3 separate regions of the Homo sapiens genome follow, and all the other regions are linked to region 2. The links are chromatin contacts, found by Hi-C in ENCODE. All regions are on one chromosome and are shown on one strand. The core of a region is the stretch at or near the end of the contact, and the rest is flanking DNA. Distances in the headings are between cores, read along the strand shown.

What was found. A loop is a pair of places that touch in the nucleus more often than their neighbours do. Pooled maps may share reads with other maps.
Region 1: a map of naive thymus-derived CD4-positive, alpha-beta T cell shows a loop between it and region 2 (11-fold over the local background). The contact joins the promoter of CHPF here to the promoter of SMARCAL1-AS1 in region 2. A Hi-C loop is called at or near these places in 1 of 168 maps with a recorded cell type or tissue (naive thymus-derived CD4-positive, alpha-beta T cell), 1 of 37 single-sample maps with no recorded cell type and 8 of 50 pooled maps.
Region 3: a loop to region 2 is called in a map of CD8-positive, alpha-beta T cell, with 21 times the contacts of the local background. The contact joins the promoter of STK11IP here to the promoter of SMARCAL1-AS1 in region 2. A Hi-C loop is called at or near these places in 3 of 168 maps with a recorded cell type or tissue (CD4-positive, alpha-beta memory T cell, CD8-positive, alpha-beta T cell and naive thymus-derived CD4-positive, alpha-beta T cell), 1 of 37 single-sample maps with no recorded cell type and 11 of 50 pooled maps.

Annotation. Positions count from the first base shown.
Region 1 is chr2:219,541,826-219,545,541 of GRCh38, forward strand. It overlaps CHPF (chondroitin polymerizing factor), which reads right to left and starts at 1,984. Exons shown (of 4, transcript NM_024536.6): 1 at 1,400-1,984; 2 at 1-364. The coding sequence starts at 1,713. It overlaps TMEM198 (transmembrane protein 198), which reads left to right and starts at 2,203. Exons shown (of 5, transcript NM_001005209.3): 1 at 2,203-2,552; 2 at 2,864-3,068. The coding sequence starts at 2,903. RefSeq lists silencers at 1,416-1,505, 1,516-2,225, 2,266-2,405.
Region 2 is chr2:216,410,076-216,414,126 of GRCh38, forward strand. It overlaps SMARCAL1-AS1 (SMARCAL1 antisense RNA 1), which reads right to left and starts at 2,425. Exons shown (of 5, transcript XR_001739881.1): 1 at 2,350-2,425. SMARCAL1 (SNF2 related chromatin remodeling annealing helicase 1) reads left to right here and starts at 2,409. Exons shown (of 18, transcript NM_014140.4): 1 at 2,409-2,573; 2 at 3,781-3,817. RefSeq lists enhancers at 2,171-2,465, 2,209-2,298, 2,429-2,518.
Region 3 is chr2:219,596,307-219,600,176 of GRCh38, forward strand. It overlaps STK11IP (serine/threonine kinase 11 interacting protein), which reads left to right and starts at 1,551. Exons shown (of 25, transcript NM_052902.4): 1 at 1,551-1,617; 2 at 1,788-1,874. The coding sequence starts at 1,814. RefSeq lists enhancers at 1,503-1,722, 1,933-1,992.

The sequences.
Region 1 (3,716 bases), core at 734-3,233, 3.1 Mb after region 2:
CAGGTACAGGTGGGCGGCGGAGGCCAGGCTGAGGTGGCCAGTTAGGCGTGCCAGGCCGTGCGCCTCGGTGTAGGTGGTGTCAGGCACCAGGAAGAACCAGTCAAAGTCGTCGCCGTGCTGCTCCAGCAGGTGGCGCAGCGCCAGGTGCAGGTGTCCAATGGGTCGCTCCTCGCCTAGCGTCACCACTGCCATGCCAGGTGGGGCCCGGCGGCCCCGTGCGCCCGTCAGGAACACCACACGCTCCAGCCGGTGCCCCAGCGTGCGGTTCACGGCCACGCCCAGCGTGGGCAGCGTGGTCTGAGAGGTCAGCACCGCCACCAGCAGCCTCTGCCTGATGCCCAGCTCCGTGCTGATGTAGCGGGTCCTAGGGGAGGAGATGGCACAAGCTTATCAAAAGGACAACGGGGCGGGGGGTGGGGGGGAGGTGGTCAGCACAGACCCTGGCAGGTCACGTCTTCTCTGTATCTGTTCTCTCACCTATGAATAGGTTAAAAATAAACCCTCTCTCCCAGGGGTCATGAGGATTTAAACGAAATGGTCTTAAACAGGTAGTGCTTTGCATTTGGGAGATGGCAATACCCACCCAGATAGGAGAGAGATATTGTGGGTCTGACTCCGGGGTTCGCTACTTAGTAGTTATGTCCTTGAGCATGTTATTTAACCTGAGCCATCTGTAAAATGGGACTGATTATATCTGTTTAAAGCACCCAGCCAAACGCTGGACACACCATGTATCTACTCATTTCTATATAAATATGCCATTATGCCACAAATGCCTCACATAAATGACATAAAGGAACGTTTGGCATAGGGGTGTACTGAGTGTTTTTGCGGGGAGGGGCAAACTGCACTCAGGGGCTCTAGGAACTTACCTTTTGGTAAGGCAGAAGGTAAATTGCAGAACCAGCATTTGAACCCAATGTTACTTAGAAGTTATTTCAACTCATCAGCAGAGACATTAATGAGATAGGTACATTCCTCCCTCCCCCATCTCACCCTGAGGTGGCCCTTGTAACCCACTCAGGAACAAGAGATCCAGGTAAATCCTAGTTCTCTCCTTTCTCTTCCCCTGTCTCTATACACTCACCCTATATATAAGTCATTTCTCTAACACCAGCAGCCCAGCCAGGGAGCTAGTAGGATCTCTGGGGCGCCATCGGGTCGAGCCGGTTTAGGACACAGTCCAGTAAGTTCAGCCCAGGCCGGGATAGGGCCCAGAGAAAGTCTCGGACTGGCCCCACGGCTCTCGGGAAGGCAGGGCCATCGGAAGTTATCGGGGCCCAAAGACTTCCTGGCTCGCCAGCCCCTTCCTTCCGGAGCCTGACCCGGGCCCGGGCGACCTCCCCGCGCGCTTCCCGGCCGCTGCCCAGGGGGTAGAGCGGGCGCAGCCGATCACTACCTGACGGCCTTTTTGGCGGCCTGGCCGGGCTGTGCAGGGTGGTAGGGCAAGACGCGCGGCTCCCAATTCTCCCCGGCGCCTTCGCCGGCCCCGGGCTTCTCGCGCTCCGCTCCGGGCTGCACCGAGTTGGGCCGGCGCGCCGCGTTGGTGTTGCCGCGCGGCGGCAGCTCAGAGTCTCCAGGTTGGGGCGGGCCTGGGCCGCACGGCTCCTCCACCCAGGTGACGCTGAGCAGGCTCAGGGTGAAGCCCAGGGAGATGCCCACGGCCACGGGCCCTGCGGGCCGCAGCACCGACAGCAGCAGCGATGCCCGCATGGCGCCCGGACCGCGGGTCCCCGGCCCCGGCGAACCCCCAGAGCAGCCAGAGGAGTCTCCGAGGGGGCGGGACCGGGGAGGGGGCGGATCCGGAGGGCTCGGGCCCCGCGGGCGGGCCCGCTCCCTCCCCGCAGAGCAGAGCCAGCGGCCCGAGCCGAATCCCCGGAGCCGCGCCTCGATTCCCCTCCAGCAGCTGCTCTGGGCTGCGCAGGGTTCTTGCGCTCGGCACTGGAGCCTCAGCCGCGGCCGCAGCTGTCCGACGTGTCACTGCAAGGGCCCCGCCCCCGGGGTGGGGTCTCGGGCTCTCGCTACCGGAGAGGGAGGAGAAGGGGGAGGTTAAAGGGGAAGGACCCCCGGAAGTGCCCCCTCCTCAGTGCGGGAGAGGGAGACGCCGGGGGCGGAGTCCCCTGCCTCCCGCGGCGTGGTTGGTGCGTCCCATGTGACGTCAGAAGCAGCCCGCCCCTGCCTGGATGGTGCGCCCTGAGTGACGTCAGGAGCAGAGGCCGGAGCTGTCCATCAGCACCAAAGGCCGCGGGCGGGCTCAGGGCATGGGGCCGCGGTTCTGGGGCGGCCCGAGCCCCGGCTCCTGCGCCTTCCCCTTCCTCAGGCCCAGCCCGAGTTCCCGGACGCCGCGGGACTGGAGTGCCAGCCGGTGTTGGACGTGGAGCGGCGCCGCCACCGCGCCGACACCATTCTCTCCGGCCCAGCAGCCCCCTTCCTCGCACGACGGACTTTCCCTGGACCCCAGTCAGTTGGAGCCTCTGGCGCCCCGCAACCCCGGCCCCTCGGGCCTCTGCACAGCCTCTTTCACTCAGAAGCTCAGGTCGCCTCCAGCCCAGGTAAATCTTGGACAATCCCATATTGAGCCGCCCACAGATGAATCTCTTGGCTGCCTCCTTCTCACTGGCAGCACGCTCCCTTCATCCCCCCGACTCCCGTCCCTCTTTTAACTTCATCCCAGCCTCCACTAGCCAGGCACTTTTGTTTCCCTTTGTCTTTGCTCCCCACTCCAGAGATGCTTCCGGAGCTGCACAAATGTGGATACTATTCCTTTGTCCACTGTCCTTGCTGAGTTCTCCCAATCCCTCTCCCACCCCCATCCTGGTGGGGACCCAGGACTCCTCCGTGACCCCAACTTTCCCTCTGTCAGGTTAACTTGGGAGGGTGACTCCCTTCTATTCCCAGCACTATGCCGGGGACTGTGGCAACACTGCGGTTCCAGCTGCTGCCCCCTGAGCCAGATGATGCCTTCTGGGGTGCACCTTGTGAACAGCCCCTGGAGCGCAGGTACCAGGCACTGCCGGCCCTCGTCTGCATCATGTGCTGTTTGTTTGGAGTCGTCTACTGCTTCTTCGGTGAGATCCCCATCTCATCCCTCACCTGGGCTCCCCAGTGTTTCCCCGAGTTCTTTTTCTGGGCCCCCAAGTCTTCTCTGAATCCCTCTACCATCATGAATAATTCTTCCTTTTCTTTCATCCCACACATTTATAGATTGTCTAGACTCTAGATTATAGGAAAAACAGGTTTTTGGATTAGGCACACCTGAGTGTGAATTTACTTAGCTTTGCAGTTACTAATTGTGATGTCTTGGGCACATTAATCTGTCTGAGCCTCAGTTTTCTCATCTGAACAATGATCACAATATTTGTCTCATGTAGTGTTGTAAGAATTAGTAAGCATTCAATAAATTGTAGCTATTGTGAGGATGTGTTTGGCTAACTGTGCTAGGTAGCCACTGAAAACACTTAGCAGGGTTATTACACATGGTCCCTTACCACAGGGCATATTGTCTGACAGGGAGGAGACTCCCTGGAGCATTTACACCTGGGATACATATTAGAGTGGGCTGGATGGTGGTCACACACATCCATCCAGCCTACAAGGCAGGCTCCGGTAATCAGAGCTGCTGTGAATACTTGTACAGGACGGGTACTAAATAAGGGAGCTCAGCTGAGTGGGCAAGTGGGGGCTAAAGTCCAGCTCATGCTCTGACAAACTCTGGG
Region 2 (4,051 bases), core at 1,175-3,674:
CTTTCTGAAGATGATTATTCCCCCCAAATGCATTTTTTTTTGTTGTTGAGATGGAGTTTCACTCTTGTTGCCCAGGCTGAAGTGCAATGGCATGATCTCAGCTCACTGCAACCTCCGCCTCCAGGGTTCAAGCGATTCTCCTGCCTCAGCTTCCTGAGTAGCTGGAATTACAGGCATGCACCACCACGCCCAGCTACTTTTTGTATTAGATGGGGTTTTGTAGAGATGAGGTTTCACCATATTGGCTAGGCTAGTCTCGAACTCCTGACCTCAGGTGATCTGCCTGCTTTGGCCTCCCAAAGTGCTGGGATTATAGACATGAGCCACCACACCCGGCCTCAAAGGCATATTTTAATTTCCTATTCTTAGAATTTTAGAATGTTAGAGCTAGAAAGGTAATCACATCTTCTAACTCAATTCCAGACTTACTGAATTGGAATTTCTGGGGTAAGATCTGTGAATCTATAAGAATTCTAGTATCTAACATGAGGATCCACTGGTCCACAGGCCCTCTTAGCATATGTCAAAGCAGGGTATCATTTTACAGGTGAGACGACTGAGGCCCAGGAAAGCGAAGTGATGGTCATATGAATCGGTGACAGACATGAGTCAAGTGCACGGCACCCAGCTTTCTTAGTAAATTAACTGACTGTTGGGAGACAGGAAGGGCAGGGACAGGTGTTCATTAACTAGTTTCTGTTCACACTATACAGTAGGAAATGAGCGCTAGGTATAGAGAAACGGACGATATAAGAGATTTACCTCAAATAATAACAACATCCCTCTCTTACCTGTTCTGGGATTTCACAGTTCACTAAGCACTTCCCCTCATAATACCTTGCTTTGATTCTAATAACAAGATTTACCAAGGTGGTATTGTTTTCTACATTTACTTTACAGATGAGAAAATGGAGGCACAATCACTGGGTATGTCAGGTCAATAAAAGGGGTAGAGCTGAGATTTGAATACTTTCTACTACTAAACCTCACACAGATCCCCTAAGACAGGCAATGTCTTTGTCATTTAAGACAAATGGGCTGGGCGCAGTGGCTCACACCTGTAATCCCAGCACTTTGGGAGGCTGAGGCAGGTGGATCACTTGAGGTCAGGAGTTTGAGACCAGCCTGGCCAACATGGTAAAACTCTGTCTCTACTAAAATTACTAAAATCAGCCAGGCATGGCGGCATGCACCCATAATCCCAGCTATTTGGGAGGCTGAGGCAGGAGAATCATTTGAACCCAGGAGTCAGAGGCTGAAGTGAGCCAAGATTACACCACCACACTCAGTCTAGGCAACAGAGTGAGACTCTGTCTCAAAAAAAAAAAAAAAAAAAAAAAAAAAAAAAAAAAGGAAGGAAGGAAGAAGGGAGATTATTTATTGTTTCAAAAGTCACACAAATTCTACATTATTATTTTAGAAAATTCAAATCATTCTGAAAAATAGAGATTAAAAAGCTGAAAAGTGTATTTCATGCCACTCTGCTCCTGAACAGTTTGGTGACTTTTTAAGTTTCCTTCCCAGACCTTTATGAGTTTACATACATGTACAGGTAAGGATGAAAAAAAAAAAAATCAAACTACACACATTGCTGTGCTTCCTTTTTCTTAGCATGTCTGGTCCATTTTTTCAAATCCTTTAGTAGACTTGTTTGTTTTTAAATGAGCCATGTTTGAAAATAGAACAATAGCAACATTCATATGCACACTGATAGAGAAATGTTATATTTATCACCAATGGTGCTCAGGATGGCTCAGGATGTTGGTGCTCAGGATGGGGTAAAGTGACTCTTTAAGTCTCATGACTAATCTTCTCTCAAGAGGAGGGGCTATGGAATCAGAATCACAAGCTAGCTTAATAAAGCCTTGAGAAATATTATCAAATAGCTGTCTTAGTTTCCCCCTCTGTAAAAGGGGGACAAGAATGTGTTCCATAGGTTGTAGTGCGGTTAAATGAGGTAACTCATATTTATGCTAAACACAATGACTGATGACTACAATGATGACGATGATGGCAGCCGGGCGCAGCGGGTGGGGCTTAAATGGCAAGTATAGCAATACCAGGAATGGATGCCCCGGGGAGATACTTTTTATTAAGAGCTGCCAAGTTAGTATGGCTGTCTGGGATGTCCTCTGGAGACAGCCGACTCCGGGTTTGGAAACCTCAACGTCCTAGGCTTTCAGGACCTAGTGTTTGGCTAAACCTCTGGAGAACTACAACTTCCAGGGTGCACCACTTTCGCCCCGCCCATGACGTTGCAGCTCCCGTTTCTCGCCAGGCTCCCGGCCCGAACTACAAATCCCAGAAGACACTGCAGCCCCGCTCGCGTTCTCGTCTCATCATTCTTACTTTTGGAAGCGAAACTGCGGCCGCGTTGCCTGCTGGGAAATGTAGTTCAGCGGTGGCCTAGCCCTTCAGGCCTGGCCGCTACAATAAGGCTGGCGAACTCGCAGCGCTTGAATACCCGTGGCCTAACCGTCCACTCGGAAGACCGGTCCCGCTCGGGAGGCTCTGCAGTCGCGCCTGGGGTCAGGGCCGGGGGCGAATGTGGCTCGCGTTCTAGGCCTCCCTGGGTGAGAAAGTGGTAGACTGGCAGGAAGGCGGCGGAGGCGGACGAGACCAATGCCAGCCTGGAGGAGGAAGTGGGCCAATGGGAAGGGTGAATCCAAGTGGAGATCGTAGGGGTGGGAGTGGGGCGTGGCGCCCGCTTACCTTGAGGCTGGGTGAGGCTCGCCCCGAAATGCGGGGCGTGGGGGGCGGGGGGCAGAGGTCCCTGCCTAGAGGGGAAGAGGGGCGTCCATGTGGCGGAATGGATTTATGGTTTGGGGCTGATCAGTGGGTCTTATGGCCGAGTCTCTCTGGTTAGTGGAGACAGCTTACCAGGCCTGGGATCTGGGGAGTTTGGAGGTGCAGGAGATCCCTGGTTGGAAACTTAGGCAGGAGTGTGTTACCCAGAGAGACTGAGGGCTTCTGCTGTGCACCTCCAAAACCTTTTCCTAACCTCTTCACCCCTTCCTAACTGCTAATGGTTGGAGAAGGTGGAAGTTCTCTGGGGATAGATACTTCGTGGTGGGGGAGGGGGGAGGGGGGTTGGGTTCTGGCCAAAGGGAGCCCCAGCAGGGAAGGAAGGCTTTGAACCCTATAGCTGCCCAGAGGCCTAAGCAATGCTACTGGAGTACCCCTACATCATCATTGTAACCGTTACACAGCATTACATTAGATGCAGCCTATTTAGTCTGAACCAAGCCAGACAAATTGGTGTGTCCTGCCCGCTGCTTCTAAAATATTGTAAACATGTCTCAGCTCATAGGAAAATAAATGTTCCGGGTAAATTCATGGAAAAAAATAATCAGGGTGCAATATGGAATGTTTACAATGATCCTACTTTATAATAAATTCTTATATCTCCTAAATATGTGCCATTTTGTTATGGATGAAAAAAAATCCGAACTATATACTCTAAATTATTAATTTCAACTGTGGTTATTGATGGCTGGTAAGATTACAGAGTAATTTTATTCTTTTTTGTTTACATCTTTATGTAGCATCTTAATTTGCACAGTGAACACATAATTTTTTTTTTTCTGCTCCTTATTTTCCCAGGAGAGTCAGTCAGTTGCTCCGTGTGTTGTGTTGGAAGTCAGGTCCTAAGGCCAGCTGCTCTGGCTTGCACTGAGCCACAGGCAGACTGATTTGCCAGGAATGATAAAAAGGGGTGAATGTGAGGGGAGAATTCAGTGTGCAGGCTATGGGAGGCTAATGCTTTTTTCCTTCTTCTAGGTTGGAAAAAGACTATGTTAGCAAGTGTCACGCCATGGTATGTGGTTGGTTGGTCTATTTCAGTCTAATCTATTATGCTTTCTGGTTAAAAATGTCACCTTTCTCATTATCTGATGGATTTACGTTGCAATGCATAACTTTCTTAGGTTCTGATAACTCACCTTGGCTGGGCCATGTGAGTTATCAGAAGAGTTACTCACCATTTTGGCAGTGCTTCGAACCATTGAGTTACCATGTGAGTTACCATGTGAGAAGGAGAGAAATATTGCCT
Region 3 (3,870 bases), core at 301-2,800, 3.2 Mb after region 2:
AATGGCGTGATCTCGGCTCACAGCAACCTCTGTCTCCCGGGTTCAAGCGATTCTCCTGCCTCAGCCTCCCGAATAGCTGGGATTACAGGCATGCACTACCATGCCCGGCTAATTTTGTATTTTTAGAAGACACAGGGTTTCTCCATGTTGGTTGGGCTGGTCTCGAACTCCCGACCTCTGGTGATCTGCTGGCCTCGGCCTCCCAAAGTGCTGGGATTACAGGCGTGAGCCACCGCGCCAGGCCACGGCCAGCTCTTACATAGAAAGGTGGGGGGAAGTTTAGGTTTTATGGCTGGCTTTGGGGGAGAGGGCTTCTAGTTTCTGTGACTCATCTTGGGGAAGAGGAATTCTGGTTTCTATGGCTTGCCTTGGGGAAGAAAGAAGGCTGGGAGACAGGAGGGCAGGAAAAGGTCGGAGAGACTGTGCCTGAGGCCTTCCAGTCTCTTTTAGTTCAAAATAGTCAGCATACCAAAGCGCCGTATTTTGGGGTATTGTTTTTCTGAGCTCAACACTGCTGCTTCGGATGTATCTCCACTTACTTTATTTAACCTAAAAGGCTTTCAGCTCAGAGCACAAGTAGTATGCCATGAATGCGAAATTGTGTGGTTCAAATATTCAAAATATTTGAAATATTTGCCATTTCAAATATTTTGTCTTGAGAAAATAAAATCTTTCAAATCTGGCAACTTGGGATAAAGATGACTATGATCCTATCCCTCCTTTCAACTGGCTTAGGATTCATTTTGATTTTCCTCTGTAGAAATGGGGCGCTTCATGAAAGAAACTCTCTCTGAAAACCAGGAATTCTGTTAAAAGACCTTTTTGCTAATCTAGTTCAGTAGTTGACGTTAGCATTTGACGGGGAGCCTGGTGAAAGCTACCATGAGAATTCGGAAGCAAGAAACTGGCAGTCCTGGCGCTACTGGTTACTAATTGAACGACCTTCGCAAGTAACCTAGCCTCTGTGAACCTGTTCTCATTTTCAAACGCGGTTGAATAACTACTTTTCAACTAGGATGTTATGAAAGGTAATAGGGTAAAGACAAAGGACTAGGTTCGCGTGGAGCCCAGTACTGCTGAAGGAAAGATACACGAGTTTGGAGGGAGTCTAAGGAAAAGGAGGCAAAGGACCCCGGAGGTTATATCCTCGGTGGCCTCAGCTTTTACACGATCTAAGTCCATCCTACGGCGGATACGCTCTCCTTTCACTGGAAAATGACTGTTTGCGTTGAAAAAATTTTTATCTAACAAAGCTCCATTTCTCTAAACTTTGCTTCCCCGCCCAGTTTGCAAACGAGTCAGGGTTTCCTCACCGGCGCGGTAGGCTCGCCGAAAGCCAAGCGGGAGCCCCAGGCTGCGCAGGGCGGGGGAATAATGGGTGCCCAGCTCCGGGCCAGGAAGCCCAGGGAACCACTGCAGCCACCACCGCGGTCAGGAGACAGCCCCCGCACCGCCCCTTTTCGATTCGTTTGCATGATCTACGGCGCGGTTTCCGGCGGCAGAGACATGTTTTCCGGTCGTCCCTTGGCTCGATTTTCTTCCGGGGCGGGACTTCCTTTCCATCATTGATAGGCGCCGGGCAGCTGAGCTGGTAGGAGGACCAGACGGGGAGGTTCGGTATGTCTGACCAGGACTTATGTTCCTCGAAAGGGCGGCCAGGAGGATGCTCTTCCTCTCTTTTCTTTCTCGCCTTTTTCTCCGCATGACGCCTCGGTTTGCGCGGACGCCCTGGGCTTTTGGCACTACCGCCCACCTGAGGCTCTTCCGCTTCCTCTTTCCCCCCCCAGGCTCCGCCCCCCAGCGTCCCGTGGCCATGACGACCGCTCAGAGGGACTCCCTGTTGTGGAAGCTCGCGGGGTTGCTGCGGGAGTCCGGTGAGTGGACTTCCGGTTGGGCTGGGCCTCGGACCTCGGACGAGGTGGGGGTGGTGCTTTCTGGAGACACGCCCTGAGAGTCATGGAGTTACGACTGGTAGGGTCACCAGGTGTCAGAGTTCAATTTCTTTACTTTTCCCAGGTTTGTTCGCCCTTACAGTGTCCTTTGCCTGTGATAGCCTAAACTCTAGCCGTCCTTTGAGGCCAAAGGGCGGTATCCCTCCCTCCGTGCCTTCTCTGACACTGTCAGAAGGAAGTGATCATTACCTGACTAAAAGCCCCTCAGGACCAGGGACTGATCTCGGTCATAATCATTATTGTGTAGCAAGGTACTAAATACAGTAGATAGAAGCACGAGATTTGGAGTCGGACCCACTTGGGTTGGAATATCAACCCTCTTTCAAACTTGCCATACTGTTTCCTGAGGCTCAGTTTTCCTCACAGATTGGCATAGTGATTGTACTTAACATTTGTGGGGATTCGTTTTAATTCATGTATTTAGTACAATGCCTGCAAGTATAGTAACTGCTTACAGTTGGGAGCTATTGTTATTGTAATGATTTCCCTGATGCTTGGCACTGTGCCTGGGCATAATGGAGCCACAGTAGTTGTTGAATACTTGGTTGGCATTAGTTGTGGTAGAAAAAGCCTTGGCTTTGAGATCAGATAGGAGAAGTAACTTCCTACCAATTATATGATCTCCATCAAGATTTTTCACTTTTTTGAACCTCAATTTTCATATCTGTAAGATGGGGTTAATAGTGCTTCTCTTTGAGAGATTCTGAGAAGGTTTGAATGAGATACCAAAGTCATCTGGTACATACTACAGTTAATGTTAGCTGTCCTCCATCACTCCATGCTCCTATTGACGATATCTGTGGAAGCTCTCTTTATAGCAGTTTTCTTTTCTTTCTTTTCTTTTTTTTGAGACAGAGTCTTGCTGTGTCACCCAGGCTGGAGTGCAGTGGCGCAATCTCAGCTCACTGCAACCTCCACCTCCTGGGACGAAGTGATTCTCCTGCCTCAGCCTCCTGAGTAGCTGGGACTACAGGTGTGCACCACCATGACCGGCTAATTTTTGTATTTTTAGTAGAGACGGGGTTTCACCATGTTGGCCAGGTTGGTCTTGAACTCCTGACCTCAAGTGATTAACCTGCCTTGGCCTCCCAAAGTGCTAGGATTAAAGTCGTGAGCCACAGCACCTGGCCAGTAGCAGTTTCATTTCCTGGCTTGTATTGATAACTTTGCAAATGTCTTATATCCTTCTCTGGGAGGAGACAACTAGGAGGCCCTTTGAACGTGGGAAGAGTCCTTGAACCATGTCTGTATCTATCCTCAGTGTCTAGTACATACAGAATCCTTCATGTCAGGTTGTAGGACTTGTTAATTTATTCAGTGATGAATGGTGGGTGTGTGAATGTGTGACTACAAGGAGGTAGCAGGAGAAGAGCTTTGTGGCAGCAGAATAGTTTTGTATCTTGATTGCGTGGCTGCAGGAATTTATATAAACAGCATATAGCTATATATACATATTGTACCAACATCAGTGTCCTGAATTTTTTTTTTTTTTTGAGATGGAGTCTCGCTCTGTCACCCAGGCTGGAGTGCAGTGGTATGATCTCGGCTCACTGCAACCCCTGCCTCCCTCCCAGGTTGAAGTGATTCTTCTGCCTCAGCCTCCCGAGTAGCTGGGACTACAGGCATGCACCACCATGCCCTACTAATTTTTGTATTTTTAGTAGAGACGGGGTTTCACCATATTGGCCAGGCTGGTCTTTAACTCCGGACCTCGTGATCCACCCGCCTTGGCCTCCCAAAGTGCTGGGATTACAGGCGTGAGCCACCACGCCTGCCCTTTGTGTTTTTTTTTTTGTTTTTGTTTTTTTTTTTTTTTTTTTTTGAGATGGAGTCTACCTCTGTCACCCAGGCTGGAGTGCAATGGCTCAATTTCGGCTCACTGCAACCTCTGCCTCCTGGCTTCCAGCTGTTCTCTGGC